3 separate regions of the Mus musculus genome follow, and regions 1 and 2 are each linked to region 3. A link is a loop called in an ENCODE intact Hi-C map of the cell type or tissue named here. Cell type or tissue: left cerebral cortex. All regions are shown on one strand.

The links. Hi-C counts contacts between places; a loop is a spot of excess contacts. Peaks named below come from ENCODE experiments on the same cell type or tissue, not always from the same donor. Only the 100,000 strongest peaks of a DNase experiment are listed, where the experiment ranks them.
Region 1: a loop joins it to region 3, with 6 times the contacts of the local background. A loop is called at or near these places in 6 of 42 quality-filtered maps.
Region 2: a loop joins it to region 3, with 4 times the contacts of the local background. A loop is called at or near these places in 12 of 42 quality-filtered maps.

The regions. Positions count from the first base shown.
Region 1 is chr5:125,800,528-125,808,527 of GRCm38, reverse strand. No RefSeq gene overlaps it. Among named protein-coding and RNA genes, the nearest start is that of Gm51294, 23 kb to the right of the region's middle. In left cerebral cortex, no CTCF peak of the experiment used is centred here; DNase peaks (open chromatin) are centred at 2,969, 3,820, 7,147, 7,788 and 1 more place; H3K27ac peaks cover 1,596 bases.
Region 2 is chr5:125,579,413-125,587,412 of GRCm38, reverse strand. The region is part of intron 1 of Tmem132b (transmembrane protein 132B); the gene reads right to left. Among named protein-coding and RNA genes, the nearest start is that of Tmem132b, 51 kb to the right of the region's middle. In left cerebral cortex, no CTCF peak of the experiment used is centred here; DNase peaks (open chromatin) are centred at 2,064, 3,417, 3,932 and 4,191; H3K27ac peaks cover 3,858 bases.
Region 3 is chr5:125,527,300-125,535,299 of GRCm38, reverse strand. It overlaps Tmem132b (transmembrane protein 132B), which reads right to left and starts at 2,882. Exons shown (of 9, transcript NM_001190352.1): 1 at 2,610-2,882. The coding sequence starts at 2,670. In left cerebral cortex, CTCF peaks have their summits at 3,276 and 5,993 (motif pointing left); DNase peaks (open chromatin) are centred at 1,864, 2,931, 3,462, 5,997 and 3 more places; H3K4me3 peaks cover 3,682 bases; H3K27ac peaks cover 3,671 bases.

The DNA.
Region 1 (8,000 bases), 270 kb before region 3:
AAGGAAGGAAAGGAAGGAAGGAAGGAAGGAAAGAGAGAGAGAGAGAGAGAGAAAGAAAGAAAGAAAGAAAGAAAGAAAGAAAGAAAGAAAGAAAGAAAGAAAGAAAGAAAGAAAGAAAGAGAAAAGGAAAAAGGAAAAAATATGAATTTGTTGTTGTTTTTTTGTTTGGGGGGGGATGGAGTCTGATTGGCTGGCAAACCCTGAGCCCACATCAGCTAAAGCGATTAAAGCATTAGAAATTTGTGTACACAAAACATAAAGTTATTCCTGTCAAATTCAGATGAGAGATAACATCGGCCATGTGGGCAAGCCTGGAGCCTCAGGCATTTAACACAGACAAATCAGGACACACTGTCAGCAGCCTGTCCGGCCAACAGAGACAAGGCCCTATGTGTTGTGTTGTTATTTTCCTTTATGAATTTTGTAGTCACACTGCTCATTAATCGTGTTTATAATGTTAACTTTGGCACGTTTTCTTGGCTCATCAAGTATTTCCTTAATGAACTGTCAGTTCACCCCCATCTCAATTGCAATGACTTTCAAATTAAGTTCAATCTGGACTACTGGGGTTTTCAAAAATCTACACTGGCAGGAAACACAGAAAAAAAATCTCTTTCATTATATTTGAAGAGAGACAGTCATTCTGTGGCCGTCCCCCAGTGCTGACTGTGCCCAAGCTCAGTGCTGAGACCTCTGCCCATGTTTACCTGGGCACCATCAGATGCATGAGGTGACAAAACCGTGCACTGCTCCCTCACCTGCAGCCACCCTGTCCCAAATACCTGGTGTCTTTCCTCCCCTTAAAGAGAGCTGTTGGGGTCCACACTCAGCATCACCCGTGCCCATGATCCAAAGCCCACACCTTTTTAAAATCAGATTTATTCATATTATTTAATGTGTGAATGTCTTGGCTACATGTAACTATGTGCACCATGTGCATGCCTCGTGTCTGAAGAGGCCAAAAGAGGGCATGTGATCTCCTGAAACTGGTTAACAGTTGAACGTGAGCCATTATGTGGATGCTGGGAATAGAACCCCGTTCCTCTACAAGAGTAACAAGTGTTTTTAGTGGCTGAATCATCTCTCTAAGACCCAGAATCTATGCTCTGACCCTGGAGATGCTTCTACAAAGCCTATGGGAGATTTGATGGCGATCCTTAAGAATAGACTTCACCCTATCAATGAAGAGGATGCCATAGCTGGTGATGCTATAGAAACTAGGAGACTCTAAAAGAAAGTGCCTTAGTACAGGAGGGTCCTATGAGGACCAAGACTGGAGGAGCACCCTGAACTGGATAGAGGATGGGTTGGGCCATTGCAGCAGATAGAGGCATGATGGTACTGAGGACATTTGAGTAATCCCGTGAACTATCCAGTTTGGGGTCTTATCCAGTTAGGTTTCCATTGCTGTGAACAGACACCATGACCAAGGCAACTCATATAGGACAACATTTAATTGGGGCTGACTTACAGGTTCAAAGGTTCAGACCATCATCGTCAAGGTAGGAACATGGCAGCATGCAGGCATATATGGTGCTAGAGAAGGAGCAGAGAGTTCGCTATCTTCATCTAAAGGAAGACAGGAGCAGTCTTTCTCCCATGTGGCTAGAATGAGGGTTTCAAAAACTCACCCCACAGTGACACATTTCCTCCAACAAGGCCATACCACTTCCTAATAGTGCCACTTCCTGGGCCAAGCGTATTCGAACCACCACAGGGTCTCTTCACATATATGATAATTACAACATTGTTTTAAAGTCTTGCTTAAAGACCCGTGATGTTTGTGTGAAGAACATTAGTTAGTAATAGGTGGCTCCAAAACCCCAAGAACATGAAGGCCTGAATGCTGAAGTATCTCCCTGAAGTGCGAAACTGACATGTCTGCACAGCCCTCCATGTTCTCTGCAACATCATGATGCTAAGTGTGTGCAGCTCCAGTGCCCGGCTTCATGAGTGCTGACATGTGTGGGCTCTCTTGAGCTGCACACTCATAGAGTCAGGCCTGAGCCTTCTGTACTTTTGCTTATGACTCAGAACTCTGGCCTCGATTGATGGGCAAGTGGGCAAGTGGTTTCATGAAGAAAGATTACTGGGTGCAGCCAAAGGCATGGAGGTCTGTGATTTAATTACAGAGTTGAGGGAATCTGGCTGGTTTCTTCCCATACTATGTGAGAGACGCAGTCACTCTGCACAAGCCACTTGCACAGGGAAAAGGCACAAGGGACACTTGTTTTCTCTAGACTGGATCAGATGAGCCCTGATCAGATTTAAATACCCATATTACTGGGGAATAACTGCTTTTCAGTTCAGAGATGCACATGCTGCTGCTGCTGCTGCTGCTGCTGCTGCTGCTGCTGCTGCTGCTGCTGCTGCTGCTGCTGCTGCTGCTGCTCCTCCTCCTCCTCCTCCTCCTTCTTCTTTTGGTTTTGTCGAGACCTGGTTTCTCTGTGTAGCCCTGGCTGTCCTGATTCACTCTGTAGACCAGGCTGGCCTCGAACTCAGAAATCTGCCTGCCTCTGCCTCCCAAGTACTGGGACTAAAGGCATGTGCCACCACTGCCCAGCCGATGTGCATGCTTCTTAAGCACCCAGAAGGATATCAGGCAGATCTAGATGTTTGGTATCAGAATACCTCTCTTCCTGTGGAGTCCTCTCGTGACCACTATAGTGACCTCATGATCACAAGTTCACCATTCTGCTTGGCCCCATAACAGACCAAGAAGAACACATGATTTGGGAAGATGAGATGGGCAGATTTTAGACCATCTCATATGCACAGCAAAGAGCAGCATTGAGAGGACTAGAGAAGATGTTGGCTGACCCCAGGCCTTTTCTCACAGAAACAGCTGACAACCGCCCCACAATGTTCCAGTTATGGGTGTTCCCTGCAATAACAGAGAGTTTAAAATAGCACCCTTGCCTCCCCCTTCCTCCCCCAAGTGATGGGCGGCAGGCCCACGGGCCACCAGGCTTCCTGTAGGAGAAGCCTCTCTGCTTCCCTCAGAGCAGCTCTCCAAGAAAATAAATAGCATGTGCTCATTATTCAAATGAGGCTTAATTAATGCAGAACTCGCCCCCAAACTTTCCAAGACACCCATGGTAATGAGCTCCCAGCTCTCCTCCCCTCCAGCTTGTGATGTCAAGCTGAAGAGCTGCATGTGACAATAGTGCTGAGATGCTAAGAACCGGACTGCAATTTGACCCTGGGGTTTCTCAGCTTGCTGAAGTATCTCAGCCTCAAGCCTGTGTGTCAGTCCTCCTTTCTGGAGTAAAGGTGATGGAGTTGGTGATGGAGAGGACCCAGAGAGCCTCTAGGGTTATAAAAGAGACTCAGTCAACACAAAGGACTTTGAGGCTGTCTCTAACTTACATACCTGAACCAGCCCCAGCCCTTATTTTCAGCCAAAATATTTCATAAATGGTACAGCAAGAGATACTGAGTCACCCTGACCTTTATTCATGGGCTCACATCCTTGTTCAACTGAGAAGACACCTCCAGAGTCCTGGAGGGAGCAACGTTATGCCTGGGGTTCGAGCAAGACAGGATACAGGGACTAGAAAGTTAAAGCTGACAGTGAAATGGAGAAGCCTGTCCTCTAGGATCTAGCCCATGTCTCCTGATGACTGGGCATCAGAAACATCAATGCAACTGACCCAGCCAACGCTGCCTGCAGAGATAGTGCATGTTTTCCTAACGATATCTCAGTCGAGGCTGAGAAAAGAAACACATGGGCCTGAAGAGATAGCCCATCAGTTAAGAGCATGTTCTAAACTCGCAGGGAACCCAAGTTCTGTTCTTAAGATCCACTTAAGCAGCTCACAGCTGCCTGTAAATCCAGCTCCAGGGAATCTGACGCCCTCTTCTGGACTCCAACAGCATCTGCAAGCAACACACACACACACACACACACACATACACAGTTGAAACTGTCCTTACTAAGGGTTAGGAAGTACATGGCCTTGGGGTTCACACAGTTACTAGTCCACTCTCATCCCTAAACCCAAACAATGTAAGTTGTAATATCATCTTAGAACTTTACTTATAAAAAGAAAATCCCTTTAGAGAAACAAGTGAAGAGCTTGAGAGATGGGTCAGTCCTAAAAAGCAACAGCTGCTCTTGCAGAGAACCCGAGTTCCGTTCCCAGCACCCACATGGCAGCTCACAGACAACTGTAACTCTAGCTCCAACGGATCAGACACCCTCCTCTGATCTCTATGAGTACTGTATGCATATAGCACACATACATATATGCAGGCAAAACACTCAGACACATAAAATAATAAAATAAATCTAAAAAAAATTTTTTAAAAAAACAAGGAAATTCAATCACTATATTTTTACCTAATTTTTAAGTTTCACTTCATCCTTTAAACCTTGCTGTAAATTATACCTTCTGAACAATGGTGCCTGAAAAGCCACAGAATTGTGTATAAAATTCTCTCTAAATGCCCATGTTCAAATCAGAAACATTGACAGTTATTCTCTGTGTAATAAACTCACTGATTTCCCCCCGCCCCGTGGTGTAGTTAGGGGTCTAGCTTTACCTGAGTCAAGGTCTCTGAGTGGGACGGGAACTTCTCAGTCTCTGACTGCAGCGTCCAGTCTCCCCACCACGGTTGACAAAGGACAGAGTCCTCTGCAGGAGTCCCACAGACGCCAGATGCTGGTGCAATAATACAGCCTCTTGCTTTCCCCACCTGTGAGGTAAAGGTCTCCATTCACCTGTGATTCACCAAAGCAGGCTGGCCACCAGGAACAGTGGAGAACGTCCTACAGAAAAAGACAGCCTCTCTGGCCCTCTCCAAGGTCCTGAGAACATCCCTGGACTCCAGTCCACAGAGATGTGGGTAACCTGCCATTGTCAAAAGCCTCCCTGGGAACAGAGAAGGTAGACAGAGGAGGCAAACACTTTCCTTTTCTCCTGGATCCCATTCCTCCTGGTTCCCATTCCTTACATATTAAACACGCCACTTGCAGATTCATTGAACGAAACACCAGGGGCTGGGAGATAGCCTGTCACATTAGCGATTCAACGATCAGAATTCAAATCCCCAGCACTGGGGCACTCTGCCTGGAGCCTCAGTCCTTCCACCGTGGGCTCTGTCAACAGGAAGGCTTCCAGCCTTCCCTGCACAGGGCAATAATGCAGCCTTGCCCCCTTTCAGGCTTACGTTCACTTATTAATCAATAACCATGGGGCTCAGTGCAGAGGCCACCGGCTTGAAGAAGAGCATGAGAACACAGGGTGTTTGCGGATTCAGCCTGATCGCATGATGCTTCCGTGATGTCAGAGTCATGGCCTCCAGGACTACACCTGGATCCACTCTCTCTGATTTAACACCTTAATTGAAGAGGACATAACAGGAAGGTACTGGAGAAAGTCAGAGTACTGCCAATTCCCCAGTAGAGAAGTAGTTCCCTCCCCCCCTCTCAGGCACAAACCCTTTTCACTCCTCCATCCACTTAAGCCTGTGATTCATGAATGAAATTAATAGGAACCAACCAGGCGTGGTCATGCCTGTGGTGCTACGTCCAGCAACAGATGTCTCCTACAGCGATTGTATTAGAGTAACCGTAGCCCGAAAACGCAGCCTGCTCATCAGTGCCTGATCACCTTAACTAACAAGGCTGGTGGTGACACTGGAAAAGGTAGCTGGAACCGGGGCTGTGCCTAAGCTGCCCCTGCCAGCTTCAACATACCTCAAAGTCAGTCACTTATCTGTTTCCTCCATGGGGAAACTGAGGAATGTCTCTAGTTTCGGGCGTGGATCTCAACTCTGGTATTTATGCCTCTGTTAGTGAGTGTCTGAGGTGACCCAGGGGCCCTGGAGAATCTGGCTTGGGACGGGAGAGATGCTTTTCATCCTAAATCACCATGGTTACCCCAAGTTTTGACAGCTTAATATGGTCTGCCTGTTTGTGTGATCCTGTCCTGGCCAGTCTGCTGGTCAACAGAGGAGCAGCACCTCTTCCTCTGCATTCAGCAAGGTCCACTCTCACCTGCCCTCCTCCCCTGGCCTCCTCCCACTTTGTGTGAACACAATGAAGCCTTAAAGAATTTTAGGTCCCCCAAATGAGGAAAACCATGGGGTATTTATCCATTTTGCTTGGATGGGCTCTCCTACTCTAAGCCCTTCACAGCTTAAAAGACCAGATATCAAACGAACCCACACAGCCCTATCTGTATCCAGAGGCCCAAGAAAATACTCAAATTTCAGAGAATCCTGGAAATTCAGCTAACTCCACCCTCCTTCTTGCTGTTACCCAACGCATGAACACACACACACACACACACACACACACACACACACACACACACACACACTGCCTGGCCCTCTCTTCTCCTAGACTTGTAGGTAACAACTTCTGCTTTCCACCTTCCCAGGAATCCCTGTGCCATGTTCTGTCTCACCATTGAAATGACCCTTGAGCCTTAGAAAACATGATCTACCAGAGCTCTGGCTCTAGGCATGGGGTGCACACAGTGGCCAGCCTCACTTTGCCTACCTGCTTTGGTCCTAGGTTACATTCCTAGTTTCCTTGTACAGAGTCAGACAGTCTGGTGTTTATTCCTGGCCTAGCAACCCATACCCACAACTTCATCTCTGAAATTTGCTTTCCTTTCCTCCAAGGAAAGGAGTTATTGGTATTTGGAAGGCTGAGGCAGGGGCGGGGGTGGGGGGAATCACTGCAAGTTTGAGGTCAGCCTAGGCTATATAGTGAGACACTGTCTCAAAAGGGGGAGTGGAGGAAGAAAGAAAAGGGAAAAGAGCAGAAGGGAGGCAGAGAGGGAAGAAAGGATGGAGGGAAGGAGAGATGATGGGAGGAAGTTGCCAGCCTTTTCTCTTTCAGTGGGTGCTGTAAACATCTGTCTCTAATACTCACCAACACAGCTATAGTCTTCATAAACCCCATGAAGATTCCCAATGTGAGGGCACACAGCCATTCACTGTACACACACACACACACACACACACACACACACACACACACACACAATCTCATCTCATGCAAAGCCCCCTCAGAAGAGACAGCACACAGCCCAGGCTCAGAGCCACATGGTGGATGGCAGTCAGCATGAGCATTTGGACACTGTGTCCATAGAGACTCAGAGGCAACACATCAGAGGACACCTGCACACCACGCTTACTGCAGCACCATTCTCAGCAGCCAAGATGTGGAATCACCCTGAGCATCCATCGATAGACCATCGAATAAGTAAGACCTGGCACACATACACAGTGGAATTTTATTCGGCCATAGAAAGGATGGAATTATGTCATTTGTATGAAAACGGATACAACTGGAGACCACTGCATTAAGCAAAATCAGCCAGACATGGAGAAGAAAATACTGTATTTTAGACTCATTTGTGGGCCCTATACTTCTTTACAGAATTTTCATGGATTCTTAACAGATCCAAAAATAAATAAATAACTACATCCATGTGCCATGAAGGCAGACAAAGACCTGGAGAAGGAAGGAGACGAAGCAGGGGAAGCACATGGGATGTTTAAAGGAAGTTGTCCTTATGCAACCCAGCTCTGTGGATGTGTAGACACACTGATGAGGCTCAGGACCACTGCCTTCATCCCAAACTGCACCAAGACCCATGTTCCCCAGGCCTGGGGTAGCTAAGGCCTTTGCAATTTAAATTCCTTTGCAATTTAAAAACATTTGCTCAGTTAAATATGAGCGTGTGACATACACTACAGAAGCCAAGGAGATGGCTCGACAGTTAAAGCACTTTCCATGGAAGCACAAAGACCAAGGTACAACCCTGCCCCCAGAAACCCACATAAATGAAGGGAGGGGGTAAAAGGAGGGGGTGTGGAGGCTGCCTATAATTAAAGCCTGGGAAGGCAGAGTTAGGGAATCCAGAGAGCAAAGTGGCAAGCAGAACGCGTTATATCGATGAGCTCTGGGTTTGACTGAAAGACCTTGCTGCAAAGAATCTGATGGGAAAGCAATGAAAATCCATGACATCATGTCACACATA
Region 2 (8,000 bases), 52 kb before region 3:
CCTCAGGGAAATTCAAGACAGCCTGGGACACCTGCAGTGTGACCCACGCTCCAGGCCTTTCCCAAGGAGTCTCTTCCTCATAACCTACCTCACCAAGCTGGTTGCAGAAGCAAACCTTAATAGAATGGAAACAGCAGCACCCCTGCCTGACTCCACCACCCCACCCCTCCACCACCCTCTCCAAGATAGAAGCCTCGGGCACATCTGTGGAAGGCCAATGGCCTCTCAGCTCTGAAACCACCCCCTATTGTGCCAGCTGTCAGTATAGATACCAGGGCCTCTGCCTATTTAACAAACAGTGGCACCAACAAGAGTGGGGGCAAAGCCAAAGGCTTGCTTCATTGACAGAACTTGAGGACACAACTCACCACACCCAGTCAAATGCGTCTCACTTCCACCCCCAGAGAAGCAGCATCCTTCCCAGAATCCTCAGTGCCCACCACTCACCATCCATGATGATGGAACAGCTCAGCCCTGGGTCATTGCCACATCCTTGGGCCATTAGGATGGAGTCAGATCAACAGCTCTTCACCTGAGCTTAGCTTGAATCAGTCAGTGCTCACAGCCATCAGAACTGAGCTCTGAAGAGAAGCTTAGAGAGTGGCCCTAGGTGACAGCTGTCCTCACCGGCTGGAACCCCTTGGAGGTCAGAGAAGAAGCCAGAGCAGCTGAGGTTGGAAGGGTAAGGCCTGTGTTGCCTTTCTTTTTTTTTTTTTTAATTTTATTCAAACATCTAGGCAACATAGACTACATGCTCAAAGCAAAGAACAAATGCCTAATGGTCCCCGCCGCCGGCAGCTGGTTCTCATTTGTCAATTTCATTGACATTTTCCTTGAAATAAAAAAAAAATTTTTTTTTTTAATCCAAAGGTTTCAAAATAACAGGCAATCCCTGAAGCTAGGAAGCTGGGGTTAACATCTGCTCGACTCCCACTCGTTCCTCCAATTCAGAGTTAACCTCATCTAGGAAACCTTCCACACCCTCCACAGGCAAAGAGCATCCCCTTGGTAACCTGGGGAGTCTACCCCACCACGGCCTCTTTGTCACTCAGATCTGCTCTGCTCCTTTCTCTTCAACAGCATACTCCAGGGGTGGCACCGCAGGGAATGTGTCAAAGGGGGATCTGTAAGCAGAGTTCAGGTTAAGCCAGACACTAAAAGAAGATAAAATAAAAAGGCTAGAACTGGGAAGATGGCCCAGGCTGTACAACCATGAGGACCTGTGTTTGAGCCCCTGGACACAGATGGGAAAGGTGGCACCCATCAGTAACCCCAGCAGGGGGAGGGAGAGTGGGAGGATCCCTTGGGCTCAGTGGCCAGCCAGTCAGTCAGCCAGCCAAGCCAAAACCGTGAGCTCAAGGACCAAAGAGAGAGAGAGAGACCCTGCCTGGAAGAACATAGCTGAGGACAATTAAGGAGACCACTTGACAATGACCTCTAGAAGTGACACACACACATGTGCACACAGGTGCATGCACATCTGTGCACATACAAAAGGCACACAAACACACACACATGCACACAGATGCATGCATACCTGTGCATATACAAACAGGCAGAGAAACACACACTCACACACATAGATGCATGCACACCTGTGCACATACAAACAGGCACACAGAAACACACACAAGTGCACACAGATGCATGCCACCTGAGCATATACAAACAGGCTCACAAACACACACACACAAATAAATATAAGCAAAAAAAAAAATAGACTCACAAATGAATCTTATAAGTCAGCTGCTGTCTGGGGAGGACACAATGCCAACTTAAGCCCCAAGCTGGTGGGCGTGGCATGTGGAAATGCACACGGCACTGTGTCCTCCAGGTACCATAAAGGGGTTTCCTTCTTTCCACCAGGACCTCGGCCAATTCCCACAAAGACAGTCAGGGGTAAGCAAAAATGTCAGCTGGCACCAGCTGTATACCTGTAATGTGAACTCCCGAGGTTGGCACCAACTGTATAGCCACAGAGTGAATCCTGGAGGCGGGCACCAGCTGTATGCCCACATCCTGCCACCGTATGAAGAACCACAGAAAGTATACTGAGATCACAACCCACATATGCACAAAGAGATGAGAACAACTCAGGGACAAAAATCTAGAACAACAAAAGAATGAGACTCAGAGAGTGTGGTGGTTTGTATATGCTTGGCCCAGGGAATGGCACTATTAGGAGGTGTGGCCTTGTTGGAGTAGTGTGGCCTCATTGGAGGAAGTGTGTCACTTTGGGTGTAGGCTTTGAGACCCTCCTCCTAGCTGCCTGGGACTCAGCCTTCTGTTTGCCTTTGGAACAGAGGGTGGAAGTCTCAGCTCCTCCAGCACCACGCCTGCCTGCACAGTGCCATGCTTCTGGCCATGATGATAATGGACTGAACCTCAGAACCAGTAAGTCAGCCCCAATTAAATGTCCTTTATAAGAGTTGCCTTGATCATGGTGTCTCTTTACAGCAATGAAAACCCTAACTAAGACAGAGAAACTCTTTAAGAGAAAGAATGAGGTTGGAGAAGGACACAGAGAAGGCTTAAACGAGAAGATACACAGCAATCATCCAAATGGAAGCCATCTTTGCAGAATGGGACATTATTAAAGTTTACGCTAAAGGAAAGAAGACATACAGTGTGTCACCATATACATGTCACCCTCTTATCATCAAATTCCAGAGTCGGGAAGCCATCTTTGCAGAATGGGACATTATTAAAGTTTACGCTAAAGGAAAGAGAACATACAGTGTGTCACCATATACATGTCACCCTCTTATCATCAAATACCAGAGTCGCACTTACAGGGTGACTATAGGATCAGGCTGGCCTGGAACTTACTATATAGTTCAGGTTGGCCTTGAACACACAGAGGGCCACCTGCCTATAACTCCTGTGTTCTGAGAGTAAAGGTGTATGCCACTACAGCTGGCTTCTCTTTTTCTTTACTAGGGAGAGGCAGCACTTGGCCCTCCTAATACAGTTGCATTCCTGATATAAAGATTGTTTTGTATCTATTTAAGCAAGTAAAATAAACTATGCATTTATATGGGCATCCATGCTCAAATCAGCATCACGAAGAGCAGTCTGGAACATTCTACAGTGACAAGCATCTCCCAGCTGTCCAGACGGCCCTCCCTGACCCTCTGCATCTGGCTGTATTTGAGATAAGAAGGACATTCAAATTCAAACAGAGGAGCCAAGGTCTGTTTAGAACATTCTAGAAACAGAAGCTCCCTCAGCAGTGGCAGGGAGGTTGATGACTGGTCCGGCAGGGCTGTGGTGCTCAATTAATCCTTAATGTGTTTGAGGGCTTTCTCCTGTCGCTGGGTCATTTACTAATGCAGGGACTCACTCCCTCCCTCTGCCTTCAGCGCACCCATCACCATGGAGACGGGAGTGACTCAGAGATCATAAATAAAAATAATCTGACTGCACACGCCACCACATGCCACCTGGATGTGGTGCCAACCCAATTTTTTTTTCATTCTGATAGCTCATGGGAGCTTGAATGGCCGACACCTCCCAAGAAACAGAAGCCACTGGGCAACCACTGATAGCCAGGGTGACACGCCAGGGACACGCCAGGGACTCTGACCAACTACGGGGGAAACATGGCAACCTGTTCATGAGTGTGTACATGTAGGTGTATGTTTATGTGTATGCATGATGCTGGGTTGAACCCAGGGACTCCTGCATGCTAGGCAAGTACTCTACCATTGAGCCACATTCTCCTCCACCCTGTCTTTATTCCTTATTTCCAGAAGGATCTCCCTAAGTTCCCTGGACTGGCCTCGAACTTTCTCTAAAACCCAGATGAGCCTTAAATTTGTGTTCCCCTGACACACACCTCTGCCTCTCATTTAGCTAGGATGACAAACCTGTGACTGCAGGCTCAGTTTGTCAATGTGCTCTGCTCCAGGAACGGAGGAGGGCTTCTACACAACCCATCTGTGTCTATCTGAGTGGGTCCCTCACCAACACTGGAGCCCCTTGACTTGGCACTGAAGGCCTTCCCAGATCTGTCCCTGTCACATGAATCCAGGTCCCAATCAATGTGGATGCAGAATATGCAAGAACATAGGGAGTCCCACCATCAGAAAGTCCCTCTCTTCTTCACCCTCCCCCATCCTGGACCTACAAAGCAGTGGCTGAATGTTGCAAACAAGGGAGCCAGAGCTGAGCTGGGGCTGAGGGAGGTAGGCTTGCTGCAATCGGCTTTATCTTGAAAGTTTCTGGCTATGTTAGAGCACTGGTTGCTATTTGTGGTATTAGTCTGCTTTTAAAAGAAAAAATGTATTTAAGTAAAAGCAGGTGGGGGATGCTGGAGGTGGAACCAGATCTTTGCACAGGCCAGACAAGCACTCTGATACTCATCCACACCCCAGCCCACTTTTCATTCTTATTGTGAGGTCCAGTCTCCCTAAGTTGCCCGTGCTGATCTTGAATTGATGATCCCCCTGCCTTGGCCTCCTGAGTAGTTGTGATGATGCCATGGCTCCATTTTTAAACACATTTTTTTAACTTAAGATTTTTTTTTCCTATTTATTTATGAGTGCACAGGAGAAGAGGGTGTTGGATCTATAATGGGTTATAGATGGTTGTGAGCCACCATGTGGTTTCTGGGAATTGAACTCAGAACCTTTGGAAGAGCAGTCTCTTAACCACTGAGCCATCTCTCCAGTCCCACCCCTCTTTTTTATACATATGAGTGCTTTGCCTGCGTGTATGTCTGTGTACCACATGAATGCCTGGAGCAAGCAGACACCAGAAAAGGGCCTCAGATCCCCTAGAGCTGGAATCACAGATGGTTGTGGGTTACCTAACAAAGAAAAGAAGAGAAAATCAAGTCCTCTGCAAAAGCAGCAAGCACTCGTAACCATCTGAGCCATCTCTCCAGCCCCCTAAGCAGAAAATGTTAATAACAGAGGAATGCTTCAAATGAGGCAAAATAGATAATAATAGTTATAATAATAATAATAGTAATAATAATAATAATAAATCATAAAGTCAACCCAGGGAAAGCCAAAGGTAGAAAAATGCAGCTGACGGCTTATTGCTCCTGAAGGCTGATGGATGACCTCAGGCATCTCTCTACCCCAGATGGGCTACCAGCAACTGCCACCTGTTGAATCTAAAGTCTCAGTCCTGTAACTATAAAGGCTCAAGCCCTCCATAAATCCCTGTCTCCATCCCTTCATTGATGTAACTAATTAGTGCTCAAGAAAGCTTGTTCATAATTTGAGGGGATACAGTCCATCCGTGGTAGGAAAGGCGTGGTAGCAGGAACTGAGATAGGTCATTGTGGGCTAAAAAATGGGGTCACGCGTCCGCTCAGGGATTGGGCCGCTGGGCAAGGCAGGATGCAGAGAGTCTGACTGCACAGCAACCCCACGGAACCATCCAGCAGGCAGTCATTAGACTGTGGGAAGCCAAGGTATCCCGCTCTGGGAGTGGGAAAAAGAGCAGTCTCTGGGGTCCCCAAGGAACTGCCGGAGTCGGGCTCCAACACCCAGGCATCACAGACCGCTGGGCACAGCAGAAGAGCCAGTTCTGGGGTCCCTGGGCCGCACAGAGGCCAGGAACAACAGCTTCTCACTCTGGAACATCCTAGATGCCTCTATATGTCACAGAAGAGCTGAGAACAAAGTAGGGACCCTCGGGCAGACTCTGACCCAGGGACCCAAGGAAAGGGGGCAGGGAGGAGAACTCTGGCAGGTTGGGGTGGGGGTAGTCTGGCTAGCTCGGTGGGCTGCTTGGTTTGGCTGGCAGTCATCACCCATCAGGTCTCCGGGGTTCCAAGTCTGTGCTCGACTGGAGACCAGGCTGTCTGTGCACAGTTCACCGCCCCACAGGAGGAGACACTGGGCCTGCAACCAGCAGCACACACCCAATGACTCACTTCCTCCAGCAAGGATCCACTTCTAACGGTCCCATAGCCTTCTAAAACAGTGCCACTTGCTGGAACCATTTGTTCAAGCACCCAAGCCAGTGGGAGCCACTTCCTATCCAAACACAATAGATCACTAAAGGATCTAGGGCTGGAGTTTAAAGTTACCCCAGACTCAGTTATTGGGTGTTCAGTCTGTGATAGTTATCTCTGACTGTCAATTTAACACAACTAGAGTCACCTGGAAAGGGAGTTGCCAGCAGGGTTGTCTAGATAAGGGTAGTGTCTGGAGATGACTGTGGGGGACTGTAGGAAGTTGGGGTTTGGGTTCCCAGCTGTATAAAAGGGCAGAAAATGAGCTGAAGGTAAACATACAAGCATGCATTCATTCTCTCTCAGCCCTTGACTGGATGTGATATGGCCAGCCACTTCAAGTCCTGCCTTGACATCCCCATAATGATGGATTGTACCTGGGAAATGTGAGCTAAAATAAAACATGTGTCCCTCTTGTTGGGATGTCTTGTCACAGCAACAGGAAGGGAACTAAGACACTGTGTTCGTTTCACTCTGTAGCTATAATAAAAACACTCTGACCAAAGGCCACTTAAGAGGGTGATAGGTTTAGCAGGTTTATTTCAATTCACAATCCTAAGTCAGAAGGAAGCCAAGGTGAGATCTCAAGCAAAACCAAAACCATGGAGAACACTGCTTGCTGGCTGATTCATAGGCTCATGCTCAGCTAGCCTCCTTATACAGCCCAAGGCCAACTGCCTAGGGATGGTGCCACCCACAGTGGGCAAGGCTCTCCTGCATCCACTAATAATAAAGACAATCCCCTACAGACTTGCCCACAAGCCATTCCTCTCTTTCCAGGTGACTGTAGGCTGTGTCCAGTTGCTAGTCAGAGCTCCTAGGATAGCCATTACTCTAGGATGACAAAATATAGAGGAGGATGGAGTTTTATGGGAATCTCTCAGCAGAGACACATGACAGTGAATATCTATAAAAAAGAGTTCAGGAACTTGGTGGTGGCATTGAGTGTGCAGGGGGGTGTCTTACTGATGTGTGGAGAGGCTCAGATGAAATGTCAAGTGCAAACAGGTGTGGTAACCATGGTACCCAAGTCTTTCTCTTCACTGGGCTGTAATGTACCCTTTCTACAAGTGAGTGGCAGTAAGCACTTTGGTGAGGAGGAGTGTGCTGCCTTCCTCACCAGCCAGCCACAGCTCCATTAACAGCCACAGAAGTCAAGGATAATTGGGAACTATCAACTTGACTTTTTGAAATTATAATAATTACTACTACTGAAGGTGCAAAGAAAAATCACTTGCATATTGTTGGAGGGGATGTCAACAGATAATCTTTCTGAAAGTTAATTTGGCAACAGGGATCAAAACATTGAAAAGTATTCATATCCTTAGCCCAAGAATTAGACTCCTAACCTCAGAATTTGTAAGAAATAATAAGAAATTTCACCGCAACACACCTAAGGCACTGAAACCCAGAAATGACCTAGATGTTCAAAAATAGAGGACCAAAGTGTGCCCTTGAGATGAATCTCTACACAGCCTTCCAAAACCACACCTAAAGAACATTTAAAAACAGAAACATGGTCAAAGTATGTAGAATAAGAAAAAAGATATACGAAACTTCAGAATTAAAAAAAAAAAAAACATTGCAGGAGTGTGTGTCTGTGTGTGTGTCTGTATGTCTGTCTATCTGTCTATCTGCCTCTCTCTCCCTCTGTGCGTACTTATGAACAGGGCTGCAAATGCCTACAGAGACCAAGAGGGTGTCAGATCCCCTGGAGCTGGCGTTACAGATGTTAGTGAGCGGCCATGTGCCTGGGTGCTGGGAACCAAACTTTCATCCTCTGCAAGAGCAGCCAGTGCTCTTTCCCACTGAGCTGCCTCCCCAGTCTCTATTTTCAGTCTTTGTATGCTTCTATATTCTCCGAATTTTCAACAGTTCTCTTAGCAAGGGTGTCCTAAGTGTGAAGCTTATGAAAGGCCAGTAATTTGGCTTTTAACACTCTCTGGGTTTGTTTTGCACACCAGGAAATAGACTTGGCTTATGATTCCTTTGAAGTAGTCATCAGAGAAGATCTGAACCAGAGACAGAG
Region 3 (8,000 bases):
GGCAACCGCCCCCGCTCTTTGTTGGCTCCAGTCACTAAAGCGGAGCTCCTGAGGAAACCCCCCACATCTCCCGGTTCTGGCCATTGGCTGTAGGAGGGGTGCCAGATGATTTACTCTGGGAAGGTCCCCAGTGCCATTAAATCACTGGAGGCTGCGACGGAATTTGCATTTTTTCCCCACACCATGGGGCCACCCCTTCCCAAGGCGTGGTGTAATGAGGAACAAATAGACTACTACACGGGGCCAAGCAGGACTAAGCCCTGTGACTTGCAAGGCAACAGCGCCGTCCCTACGATTTGCAAACTTGTCACTAGCAAGGCTGGGGGCGAGGGAGGGGCTCGGGTGGAGGAAGGTGGAGAACCCTATCTACCCCATTCCACAGACACCCTCTCCAAACAAAAGCATCAAGGGTCAACAAAGCAAGGCTTGTCAATTTCCCCCAGGGGACAGTGGTCTGTCTCTGCATCACTAACTTCCAAAGCCACAGCATGAACAAACACGGTTTGAATGATGGGGCCCCCTAGTCGCTAAGCCGGAGGATTGGTGCTGACTCCAACCAAGTGCAATTCCGTATGCTTCAGCCCTCACGAAGCTCCAAGAAGTCCGCCCACCGCTCTCCTTCCCGGGGTAGCTGCCCACGCAGGAAGAGGGCACAGGCAACAGAACGTGTGCTATAGGAGCGCCTCCGTACAGCTGAACTCTTCAAGCCCCACTTCCAGGGTCTCAGCCACTCAATCTAAGGTTGGTCCAGAAACGATCTAGAAAATGCAGCCAGTTCTAGATGAAGCTGGTTAACTCCCAACCAACCAACCAACCAAGTGTAGGCAGCTCTTTCAGAAACATCACCCTTGTTTTGGAGCTAAATATAGGCTTAGCAAACTGTGTTTCTCTTTATGTCCCTGGTGGGAACCGATGGAAGGCATGGGCAACCGAGGACCCAAAGTATGGCAAGCTATGCAGCCGAGAGCTGCACTGACACCTCCTAGGAGGGCCGGGAATGAGTTCCCAGGGGTGGCACATCCTCTCTTCTACCACAAGCCTCCCAGAGCCATCCACGCACAGGCTCTTCTGTAGCTGGGTGGGGCTGGACAGGGTGAGGGGACTCGTTCTGGCACAAGGCAAGAAACAGGCAGCTTCCTCCTTCAAGGTTGCCCAGGATGGCTTTTTGAACACAGCCAGGCGAACGCTGACCCCCGTGGAGAGAGAAAATAGCCACAACACTGTAATTTGCAAGTCCGAGGGACTGTGCACTTTGGCAACCGCGTCTCAGAGCTTCCGCTCTGAGGAAATGGCCTGGACCCCCGTCAGTGCCCCTCTCCAACCCACAGGGGAGTTCCAAGAGCAAGCAGCTCGAGGTTGCTCATTAACGGCGCCAAGGAAGAGCCCTCCACTTGAGGACCAGAGCCATCCTCCAGTGGTGCAAACAAAGCCCAAGGCTGGCCACCATCTCTCCAAGGGGAAAGTCTTAGTAAATATTTGGGGTCACTTGAGGTCATCTAGAAGGAAGGCAATATTTACTTTTGCCTATGCACAGTCATCCTTCCAAACAAGTTGGCATCCAGGTTTACTCCTAAGTGCGACCTCACCCAGGCAGTCGGAGCCGCAAAGTTGAGGGTGCATTTTTCCTTCCGCGTTCTGGGTATCTGTACGGTCGGTTTTTGTTTTAAGGAATGGGAAGCGAAGCTCTCAGTCTAAAGCTACCTGCTCCCAAAACGTGGGCTTTAAAGGTCTGGAGAACACAGCCCTCATACGCACATGAACAGGGCTCGTGACTGTCGCTTCTTCCCAGCCTTTGGGATTGTCTCTACTTGCCTGGGGTGGGGGAGGGGGGTACTGTCATTTTAGGATAAGCTTCCTCTACAACCAACACGTAGCAACACCGAGGTGGCTGAACCTAGCCAACTCCATCCCAGGCTGCAAACAGCATATAACTGGCTATTCTGACTTCCCCCATTCGCGGGGTTTAGGCGACAGCTGCGCAGGTGCCAGTCTGGAGCCAGACTCCCGGATCCCGGGGCGAGGGCTCTGAACACCTTCACGTTAGACATCACTAGGTGCCTGAGCGGACCACGCTCCCGGGTCCTGCTAGACCACGTATGGGTCAGGGTGCTGGGACGACCCGCGCTTCCAGAGGGTGAGCGGCAGGGTCACCTGGCTGCCTGCGGAAGCTACTTTGGGAGACAGCGGGAGCCACTTGGGGGAGCGGGTAGCTTTGGGAGGCTGGAAACAGAGGGGCAACCAGGCGCGGGAAGGACTGCAGCCAAGCCAGACATGGCCAGCCCAGACGACCTCCAGGCCCCGCAGGTGTCCAGACAACAGGACAGCAATCCACGGACGCTGGGCCACTACATCTCCAGCAGACCCCGGGGCCCGGGTGCCAGGCAGCGTAAGGAGGGGTATTTCAGGGAGCCCTGCCTGTGGCTCCCGGAGCCCCAAAAGGATCCAAAGGGCAGCTGGGACTGGAGAGGAGGCAAAGGGGACGCGCGCGGGGTTTGGGCCGCCCGGGGCTCCCCAGACCCGCCAAGAGCAGGAGGCGGCGGCCGCCCGGGACTTGGGACCCAGGCAGCAACTTTGCGCGCGGGGTCGGGGAGGGGACGCGGCCGCGTTACCTGCGCAGCGGAGCGCGCTCAGCGCCAGCAGCAGCCCGAGCGACGCGGCCGGGGCCCGCATGGTCCTCCCGGGAGCCGGCGCCGGGCTCCGCTCGCTCCTGCGCCGCCGCCTCCCGCACCTCTCAGCTCCGCGCTCGGCCGCCGGCTGCAGACGGCGCCCGGGCTCAGCGCGCGCCCGCCCTGCACTTGGCCGGAGTTGCGCGGCCCCCGCCGGCGCCGCGGCTCCTGCGCCCCAGCGCGCGTCCCATCCCGCCGCCGCCTCGGCCAGCGCCAGCTGCCGGCCGCCCCTCCAGCCAGCGCGAGAGTGAGCGAGCCGAGCAGGGAGGAGGGGAGGGAGGAGGGAGGAGGAGGGGAGCAGCCAGGAGGGAGGAGGAGGGAGGAGGACAGGAAAGGAGGAGGAGGAGGGAGAAGGGGAAGGGAGGAGGAAGGAGGAGGGAGAGGAGGAGGAGGAATGGGGCTAGAAGAAGAGGGAGGAGGATGGAGTTAGGGAAGGAAGGAGATGAAAGGAGGAAAGGAAGGGGAGAAGAAGAGGAATAGGGAAGAGAGGAAGAGAGAGGAGGAACATACCCAGAGATGTTAAAGAATAGAAAAAGAGGAGGCAGGGAGGTGTCCTCCCCCCCCCCCAGTCCCCTCCCCTCCTCCGGGCCAAGACACCAGGCGGCCACCCAGCGGTTAAGCGTCAGGATGTGTCACTCACTCCCAGGGGAGAGCACAGGGCCGCCAAGGCCTGTGGAGACCCGAATAGGTAGTCGGGCAGGGACAGAGAGAGCGTTTAGAGTGCGGAGCGGGTTCCCAGGGAGTGTTGGGAGGGAGCGCAACGCTGGGCGTCCCCGGGGTTGAGAAGGCAAGCAAGCTACCGGAGAGGCCCGCAGAGGAGGCATCTGTGAGGGATAGATTGCTGCGCGCAGACTAGGGCACGTGATAGATGTGGTGTGGCCTGAGAGCCCGCAAGAGTATCTACCAGCCTCAGGCAGATCAGAGCGCTCTTTCTGTGCTAAGGAGTGGGGAGAGGAGGCACGGCTCCGCCACCAAGGCAGGTCGTCCGATATGTCCACGAAGTGGGCCAGGCTTCAGCCCGGCGTGGGAAGAGAGTCCCAGCTTACAGGGACCAAGAAACTACAGTCCCTTTGAATGCACAGCCTAGTCCAGGCGACAGGTTGAAACAGGGAAGCTCCGAGGTGCTTCTCTGAGAGGCCCTGGAAGTTCCCTTCACCAGGCTGCAAAGCCAGACAGAGGCTGTGGTGTCTAAACACCTGAATTAGAGTCTGGGTTCTGCTCAACCTGCCACCAGTTTCTGGTGTCCTGGCTTGGCGTAGAAAAATGGGTCAGAAGCCGGGAGTGGTGGCGCACGCCTTTAATCCGAGCCCTCGGGAGGCAGAGGCAGGCGGATTTCTGAGTTCGTGGCCAGCCTGCTCTACAAAGTGAGTTCCAGGACAGCCAGGGCTATACAGAGAAACCTTGTCTCGAAAAACCAAAAAAAAAAAAAAAAAAAAAAAAAGAAAAAGAAAAAGAAAAAGAAAAAGAAAGAGAGAGAGAGAAAGAAAGAAAGAAAGAAAGAAAGAAAGAAAGAAAGAAAGAAAGAAAGAAAGAAAGAAAGAAAGAAAGAAAAAAAGAAAGATGGGTCAGACCTCAAATCAGTCAACAGGGATGATGCAGACTGTGGCCCAGCATCCTTAGTTGAGAACCCAGGGCAGGCAAAACTCATAATCCTCCAAAGAGCCTCAATTTCCCAACCTGAGACATAAAGTCAGGGCAGCCTCTAGCTGGTATTCCCAGGAATGCACACAGGAAACCCCTGACCCGATCCGCCAAGGGTAACACCCTCATGCTCGCTGCAGCCGTTATCACCGTGTCTGATTTGCCTCCATGGGCGAGTATCAGCACACTCCGGCCTTCCCAGCTGGTGAGGGGGCTGGTGGACCTACTTCATTAGTAGGGACTCATTAGTCCAGGCAGCTCCAGGCTCTTCCACAATTTTTTAAAAAAGAAGAAAAGAATAAGGAGCAGGAGCAGGTTAGTTACCAAGAACAAATTCTGCTCTGCCTGCAGCCCTCCTTCATAAGGAATCCTGTCTTTGCCATGCTCCTGGCAAAGGCATCAATAGGTGGACAGTGGGTTCTGGGTTTCTTTCTTTCTTTCTTTCTTTCTTTCTTTTTTTTTTTTTTTTTTTTTTTTTTTTTGGTTTTTCGAGACAGGGTTTCTCTGTATAGCTGCCTCTGCCTCCTGAGTGCTGGGATTAAAGGCGTGCGCCACCACCACCCCGCTTGGGTTCTGGGTTTCTTCTTGAGTTCAGAGGTTCTGTGTGTCCCCTCTCCCTGGTGACTATGGCTGTAGGGGATGCTACCCAACCTCAGGTACTTCTGGGTGCCACTCCAGTCACCTTTTCCACCTCTCCTTCATTTACTAGCGAATATCACTGAGCTGTGCACCTACTGTGCTCGAGGCCTGGGCTGGATGGTGAGGACTCAAGAAGTAAACACAGCAGGAACCGCCACTCTTGAGGAACTGGGATTGAACAGCAGCCCCGTGATGGAGATAGCGCAGGCTGCAGCCATAGCCAGAGGGAGGCCAGGGTGTATTGGACCAGGTCATCAAGAGCTAGGATCTGTGACCAGAGGGATTCTATGGCTTCCTTGGTAGGGGCATAGTACATGGAAGGCAGGCCACAAGCCAAGATCCATAAATCCCCGGGGGTGATGGAAGGCATCGGTTACCTTACCCCCACCTCACACACACTCCCGTTCAGTTCAGAGGTACCTCATCACATCTCAGAGAACCTCTAGAGCTGGGCCGGAGTGCGCTCCCCAGCTGACCCTTGCTGGTGATGATGTAATACCACAGAGGAAGGAGGGGTCTGTTTTGTGGAATGGCTGACAGGGAGAAGGCAGGTTAGTTGCTGTGCGACTTTGTAGAAACCCCTAACGCTTTCTGAGCGTCCCTGCTTTGGCCTGTACCTTCACTGGGCGAGGATTTCTGCGTGTTAACCAAGCCGGTGTTTCTGATAGTATTTATGGAAATTCTAAGCAGAGGGGTCTGGAGGGCCCAGAAGAGCTGAGGAGCTGAGGGTATAACCAGGAGACCCTGTAGCTCCCTCAGCAAGTGTATCTTCTCATCCCTGCTCAACTTCAAATCCCCATGTTTCACCTGGCCTGGGGAGTACCAAGCAGGACTCCCAAGGTTCTATACATACACAAAGAAGCTGAGGTTGGAAATGACTCTCGCCCTGGTTCTGTAGTGTGGTAAGGGAAATCTAACCTGACCTTGAGGTGTAGAGCTCTGACCACCCCGAAGTAGCAGGTGGCTGTTCCCTTGGGACCCTCCCAAGCCTGGCCTCTAAAACCCTGCCCAGGTGCCTCTGGGCTTTGGACAAAGAGCAACATTACCATCTTGTGGCCAAAGCGGGTAGTGCATCCCTAGGTGGTGCAGGTTCCTCGCCCGGGGAATCAGGAAAGCTTGGGGCTGAGGCTCTCCATCCCCAATAGCTGGGCTAGACCAGGCACCAGGCTTGACACAAGGAACCCCAAGTGCAAATCCTGGGAGAAAGGAAGGGAGAATGGAAGGAAGAAAGAAGAAAGAAGGAAATGAAACTCAGGGTTGAAGAGCAGGTTAACAAGATGCCAGAAGTCCCCCATAAGCCTGTGACTTGAGACCAGATGGGAGGAAAAGCAAGAGATCTCAGCAGGAAACGACACTCACCCCACACACCTGACTTCAGTCCCCGGAATCCACAACGGAAGGAGAGAGTTGACTGCCACACGTGTGCTGCGTTACATATAAAGCATCACCATTCCCACTTCATAGTCATGCACAACAATCGCTTTTTTTAAACCGAAATGGTCTCACTATGTAGTCCTTCTGGCCACTTGCTGACTGAGGGGGTGATGGGAGGGGCTCCCGTAACCACTTATGCCAGTGCCCACCAGCAGTTCTTTGCTTTTCTACCGGTGGAAGAAAGCAAAACGCTTTTCCAGAAAGTTTTAGCCACCGTGTCGTCGGGCTGATCCTGCACAGACCATTCTCTGAGAGGATACACTGTGGTGCTTAAACTCTGCTGCTCCTTCAGGCATTCTTGACTTGCAGCCAGAAACAGCCTGGATGATAGATGCCGGTTTTGGGAGAGCCCTGAATGGACAGTCAGTCAGTCGTGCATATTTAGCTCTCAACAGAACAACTTGAATAATGTATGTCAAAAAGTAGAAGAAAACACACACATACATACATACAAAATGTTTCTTCTCCTATGCTGGCTTTTTGAGGGGTAAGTAGTTCTCCAAATCCCGTGTTCCTGACACAGACTCAAGACATAGGTACTGAGAAAACAAAACCTAGATGACACTTGGAGTGTCTTTGGGTGCATTCCATACCCCTCTCCCCACACTCTCTCCCCACCCCTGTGATGGTTTGTATATGCTCAGGCCAGGGAGTGGCATCATTAGGAGGTGTGGCCTTGTTGGAGTAGGTGTGTCACTGTGGGTATGGGCTTTAAGACCCTCATCCTAGCAGCCTGGAAGTCAGTATTCTGTTTGCAGCCTTCAGATGAAGATGTAGAACTCTCAGCACCGCCTGCACCATGCCTGCCTGGATGCTGCCATGCTCCTGCCTTGGTGATAATGGACTGAACCTCTGAACCTGTAAGCCAGCCCCAATTAAATGTTGTCCTTATAAGAGTTGCCTTTGTCATGGTGTCTGTTCACAGCAGTAAAACCCTAATAACTCAGTGAGAGTGTCATGTGACAGCATTGTCACGAGACTGCATTGCTTCAAGCATTCTATATTGAAAGCATCTCTCATGCTGCCTAACAATGTTTCTCTGTGTGACAGTTTGAAAGATGCACTTGGCCCTGCCCTTAGGATAGTCCTTGTTTAGTTCCATCAGTTTCCCTGAGGAAAAACCAAAGGGCCCCCTGTGTTTCACTGGGGGGGGACGACAAAGGTTTGAGGCTGGAGTGTGGCTCAGAAGTGGAACAAGTTCCATCCTCAGCGTTGCAGAGGGAGGAAGGGGAAAGAAGGAAAGAAAGGAGCTGGAGAGATGGCTCAGTTGGTAAGAGCATTTGTTGTGCAACCCTGAAGCATTAGAGTTTGAACCCCGGCACTTGTGTGAAAAGCCAGGTGTGGCCATGAGCACCCAGAACCCTTGAAATGTGGGGCCGAGACAGCTGGATACATGGCCCAAAACAAGGAGTGTAAGAGACCCTGTCTTGAGGATTTAAGGTGGAAAGGGAGAGAGAGCACTTGATGTTCTACTTCAGCCTCTACACTTGCAAAAAATGGGGGGCACAGCGGGGGGGGGGAGACCAGGCCGGGGGGGCGGGGGGGAGATGGAGGCAAAAAAGAGAAAAAAAGAGAAAGAGGGCAAAGGAAAGTCTGTCTAAGCTGCTTTTCTTATACATG